Linked DNA regions of Mus musculus: region 2 is linked to region 1. Evidence: chromatin loops called from intact Hi-C (ENCODE). Cell type or tissue: gastrocnemius. All regions are shown on one strand. Each heading gives the region's core, and the rest is flanking DNA. Links, peaks and the distances in the headings are about the cores only. Region 1 has its middle 2.5 kb from the start of Vmn1r43. Region 2 has its middle 37 kb from the start of Vmn1r42.

Evidence for each region. Hi-C counts contacts between places; a loop is a spot of excess contacts. Peaks named below come from ENCODE experiments on the same cell type or tissue, not always from the same donor. Only the 100,000 strongest peaks of a DNase experiment are listed, where the experiment ranks them.
Region 2: it touches region 1 in a loop (8-fold over the local background); 2 of 42 quality-filtered maps call a loop at or near these places.

Annotation. Positions count from the first base shown.
Region 1 is chr6:89,871,556-89,874,487 of GRCm38, forward strand. No RefSeq gene overlaps it. Among named protein-coding and RNA genes, the nearest start is that of Vmn1r43, 2.5 kb to the left of the region's middle. In gastrocnemius, for the core only: no CTCF peak of the experiment used is centred there; no DNase peak of the experiment used is centred there.
Region 2 is chr6:89,807,442-89,810,373 of GRCm38, forward strand. No RefSeq gene overlaps it. Among named protein-coding and RNA genes, the nearest start is that of Vmn1r42, 37 kb to the right of the region's middle. In gastrocnemius, for the core only: no CTCF peak of the experiment used is centred there; no DNase peak of the experiment used is centred there.

The sequences.
Region 1 (2,932 bases), core at 201-2,700:
GTTTGATACTTCTCTAGGTTTCTGACATGCCAAATACAATTTTATATTTATCAATGTGCTGTATATGCTGTAGAATTGTTACAGTTTTTTGCTTACACATTGACTTAGTAAATTACCAGTATCAAACCTATTTGGTAGGAAAGCCTTTATTGCATTTTACTGCTAATAATACATTATCCAGGTTAGTTGGGGGAAGAACTTAAGGCAGAATCCTATAGGCAGGAACTGATGCACAGTCATGGAGGTGTGCTATTCACTGGCTTTTGGCTTCATGGCTTTCCTTGTCTGTATTCCTAAGTATCTCCCAGCCAAGGCCTATAGTTATACTGATTTTGGTCTTCTCACAAAGATCACCTATTAAAAAAATTCACCACAAATATGCCTACATCTTAATCTCATGGGGGAATTATCTGAACTGACATTACCTTCTCCCACTCTAAATGATTTTCCCTGTGTCAAAACAAACAAAGAAACAATGAAACCAAAATAGCTGGCCTAGGTGAACCCTTGTCAGGTTGACACAAAAGATATCACTGTTTTTTTTTTCCAATTTATTATTAGGTATTTTCTGCATTTACATTTTAAATGCTATCCTGAAAGTCCCCTATAACCTCCCCACACCCTGCTCCCCTATCCACCAACTCCCACTTCTTGGCCCTGATGTTCCCCTGTACTGGGGCATATAAAGTTTGCAAAATCAAGGGGCCTCTCTTCCCAATGATGGTTGACTAGGCTCTCTTCTGCCACATATGCAGCTAATCTTGCCTCTATTTTTGTTCCTGATATATCATTCCAATATCAACATTTTAATATAAAAATTTCATATACTTTAAGAGGTCAATTTGACCACCTAAATCTTCAAATAAAATTCAACATGCAAATTCTCCAAAATTTTCAGTCTCTAAAATATCCAGTTCTCTTAAATTTTCAAAGTTTCTATAAAATAAAAATAGACTTTGTAAAACTCCAATGTGTCTGTAAAAGTCCAAAATCCATCCATTTAAAAGGTCAAATTCTCTTAATTATAGGCCCCTGTAACATAACTCATACCTTAAATATTTTCTTGTTATCAAAAGGATGAACCAGGTCAGAGTCAAAATCAAATTCAACAAAGTCCAGCAGTGTAAACTGTGTCAAGTCTCTGGGACTCAGTAACAAGCTTTTGGGCTCCTCCACAGTGCTGCGAAAACTCTCCATCTCACACACACCTTGTCTGGTAGACTCAAAAAATGTCCTATCCCCACAGCAGCTACTGCTCTCCTAATCAATGTCTTGTGATGCTGAAATCTCAGATTTCTTGAGTCTGTATTTCAAGTGGTCTGAAGTTTCTTCAATAGTCTCTTCTTGGCTCTCTTTAGGTACTCTAACCCAGCCATAGGTGAGAAGATGCAGTGTCACTCCCTGATTCATCCCTGCTTTCCGAAGCAGTACAACCCCAGAGACTATTAAGCTACCAACTTCAATGTGAGCTGATTAAAAACTCACAATAAGGGCCTGGAGGCAGGAAGTGGTGGAGATGCTATTGAGTATTGTTTTTGACTGCACTGCTCTTTATACCATGCTCAATTTACATTTTAAAGGAACCTAGGATGACCAGCCCAGGTGTGGAAATGTCCACAGTGAGTTGGGCCCTCCCATATCAAATCAATCATCAATCAAGTTTTTGCATTTTCCCAGTTGAGGCTCTCTCTTCAAAAATAACTCTAGCTTGTATCAAGTTAACATGAAACTATGTAGCACAGACACCAAGCATATGGGGCATGTAACTTTTTGAACAAGATTCTATTATAGATTAAAAATTTGCCACTGAAAGTCAAGATTGTGGGTGAAATTGTTCTATACTTATTTAGAGTATGGGATACTGTAATGGAAGATATTAAGGAGGAGTAAAAATGATAAAATTCTCAAGTACAGGGTATTGGTTAAGGCATTAGACCAGAAGCAGGTAGTTGGTGAAAACATTTAACAGAGCAATCATCCTTAAAATAAAAATATGTAGCTTCTTTAGAAAAGGATAATCCTTTATAAAATTATGGATCATGTATTCTAGATTTATATATATACATATATATATATGTATACACACACACACATATATATATATGGATTTTACTTAATTACTCCCATTTTATTATGAAGTTCTTTGAAAACTTATGTGTTTGCTTTCTAAATCCCAGTCACAAGAATCAGAACATAGTAGGGTATAGAAAGATGTACTTCTGTTTCCCAATGATCAAGGAAACTGGCAGTTGCTTTTTGGGACAAATTCCACAGGGAACACACACTCTGGATGTCATTCTGTTATCTATGTGTACTGAGTGGCAGCTGAGTGTTTTAAACACACCTGTGGAGTTTAAAGTAGTAGCTGGCATCGTGTTCACATTGGCACTAGCTGAATAATGGGTATGAGAATTCCAAAATGATTTCTCTCACATTGTTTCTGGAAATGTGCATTTTTATATAACTACACTGAGCTACACAGAAAATAAAAGAGTAAAGGAAGCAAGAAGCAGGTATAAAGAAAATAGAACAGAAATGAAAAAGAACTTGATCTTTATGAACAATTATATGTCATCCTGTCAGAGGGTCCAGGCAGTGTGCTATCAGCTCTGCAGACCAGGTGCAGGCTGTGCCAGTATCAGGGTCACTTTAGAAACCTCAGCCCTACAAAACTGAAGCTCTTAGGAAATTCAGGAAGGTACAGTGTCTGTGACTCCTCAGTGATATTCTCAATGTCATGGTTTCATGGATTCTGGCTTTGAAAGCACTGGAAACCCTTTTCTTTCTGGAGGTGGAATTCCACAGGAACAAAGAGGAAACTTACAGTGATGCGATAGCTTGCCATCAGGAATATCTGTGTACCAGGACCAATACAGATAACATTTCTCTAGTCATCCTGTTACATCCAAATTTCACTGACCATACAATTCTA
Region 2 (2,932 bases), core at 122-2,621, 64 kb before region 1:
TCAAGAAAATTTACCACAAATATGCCCACAGCTCAATCTGGTGGGGGAATTATCTAAAGTGACATTACCTTCCTCCACTCTAAATGATTTACCTTGTGTCAAAACAAACAAAGAAACCAAAATAGCTAGCCCAGGTGAGCCCTTGTCAGGTTGACATAAAAAACATCACTGTTATACTATAACCTTGCCTCTATTTTTGCTCCTGAGATATCATACTAATATCAGCATTTTAACATAAAAATTCCATATACTTTCAAAGTTCAATATGCTGACCTAAATATTCAAATCTCATTCATTTTCAAATCTCCAACATTTTCAGTCTCTAAAATATCCAGTTCTTTTACATTTTCAAAATTTCTATAAAATACATATACACTCTGTAAAACCCAAAGTCTCTGCAGAACTCCTAAATCCATCAATTTAAAAGGTCAAAGTCTCTTAATTCTAGGCCCATGTAACATAAATAATACCTTAAATATTTTCTTGTTTCCAAAAGGAAGAACCAGGGCACAGTCACAATCAAATTCAACAAAATCCAACAGTGTAAAACTGTGTCAAGTTTCTGGGACTCAATAAAAATCTTCTGGGCTCCTCCACAGTGCTGTGAAAACTGTCCATATCACACACATCTTGTCTGGTAGACTAAAAATTGTCCTAACCCCACAGCAGATACTGTTCTCCTTAATCGATGTCTCGTGATACTGAAATCTCAGATTTCTTGAATCTGTATTTCAAGTTGGCTGAAGCTACTTTGATATTCTCTTCTTGGCTCTCTTTAGGTACTCAATCCAGCCAGAGGTGACAAAATGCAGTGTCACTCCCTGATTCCTCCCTGATTTCAGAAAAAGTACAACCTGAGAGAATCTCAGGCTACCAACTTCAATGCAAGCAGGAGATGCAACCTCAACTATATCTGAACCAGTGTGTGTCTGTGCTGAACTCAAGAGAATGCTTTTCAGAAGATTTTTAATTGTTCCAGCAAGGGAAACAATTCACTTTAGTTGTTCTTAACTTAAAAATGAATTACCCTCATAGATTCTTTAAAGGTCTCTCAACCTTCCCTCTTGATCTTCCTATGACAAGTCTCCTTCGTCTGCACTGGTCTCAGTATTATATTCTGAGACAACATAGAATAATCCAGTAAGATATCAGCATTCTATGTATCCTACAGCTTAACGTTTCCTAATCCTTCCTCAGTTTCCAAATATCACATGGTCAGGTCTATCACAGTAAACCCCATATTCTAGTACCAATTTCTGTCTTGGTTATGTCTTCTGTTGCTGTGATAAAATAGTATGATTAAAAGCAAGTCAAGGAGAAAGGGATTATTTCACCAAACAGCTTGGAGTTCTTCATTCAGGGAAGCCGATTTAAAACTCAAAACAAGGGCCTAGAGGCAGGAACTGATGGAGATGCTTTTGAGTAGTGCTGTTGACATCATTGCTCTTTATACCTTGCTTAATCTACAGTCTCAAGGAACGTAAGACCACCATTCTAGGTGTGGAAATGTCCATAGTGAGCCATGATATCAAATCAATCATCAATCAAGAAAGTATACTAGGTGCATGCCCATGGGACAGTCTAGTGGTTACATTTTCTCAGTTGAGGCTCCCTCATCTAAAATTACTCTAGCTTGTGTCAAGTTAACATGACTATGTAGAACAGACACCAATCATGTGGGGCATGTAATTTTGTAAACCAATTCCCATTATAGAGTAAAAATTTACCACTGAAAATCAAGAGTGTGGGTGAAACTGTTCTATACTTATTTAGAGCATGGTATACTGTAATGTAAGTTATTAAGGAGAGGTAAAATAGATAAAATTCACAAGTACAGGGTATTGATTAAAGCATTAGACCTGAGACAGGTAGTTGGTGACAACATTTAACAGAGCAGTCATCCTCAAAATAAAGATCTGTAGCATTTTTAGAAAAGGATAATTATTTTTAAAATTATGGATCATGTATACCAGATATGATATATATATATATATATATATATGGTGCTTAATTACTCCCATTTATTGTGAAGACTTACGGGTTTGTTCTCTAAATCCCAGTCACAAGAATCAGAATATAGTAGGGTGTAGAAAGATATACTTCTGTTTCTGAATGATAAAGGAAACTGGCAGTTGATTTATGGGACAAAAGCCACAGGGAGCACACACTCTGGATGTCATTTTGTAATCTGTGTGCACTGAGTGGTAGGTGCATGTTTTAAACACACCTGTGGAGTTTAAAGTAGTAGCTGGCATTGTGTTCACATTGGCACTAGCTGACTAAGAGGTATGAGAATTCTAAAATGATTTCTCTCACATTGTTTCTGGAAATGTGCATTTTCATATAGCTACACTGAGCTACACAGAAAATAAAAGAGTAAATAAGAGTAAAGGAAACGAGAAGCAAGAACAAAGGCAATAGAAAAGAAATGAAAAGGAACTTGAACTTTATGAACAAACATATGTCGTCCTGTCAGAGGGTCCAGACAGTGTGCTATCAGCTCTGCAGAGCAGGTGCAGGCTGTGCCAGTATCAGGGTCACTTTAGAAACCTCAGCCCTACAAAACTGAAGCTCTTAGGAAATTCAGGAAGGTACAGAGTCTGTGACTCCTCAGTGATATTCTCAATACCATGGTTTCACGGATTATGGCTTTGAAAGCACTGGAAACTCTTATCTTTCTGGAGGTGGAATTCCACAGGAGCAAAGAGAAAACTTACAGTGATATGATTGTTTGCCATCAGGAATACATGTTCACCAGGAACAATACAGATAACATTTCTCTAGTCATCCTGATAACCTCCAAGTTTCACTGACCATACAATTCTTTATAATTTTATATCATAAAAATCAATGCCATGCAGTGGTGGCAGATACCTGAATTCTAGCACTTCAAAGGCAGAGGTTTGTGGATGTTCAAGTTCAAGGCCTAACT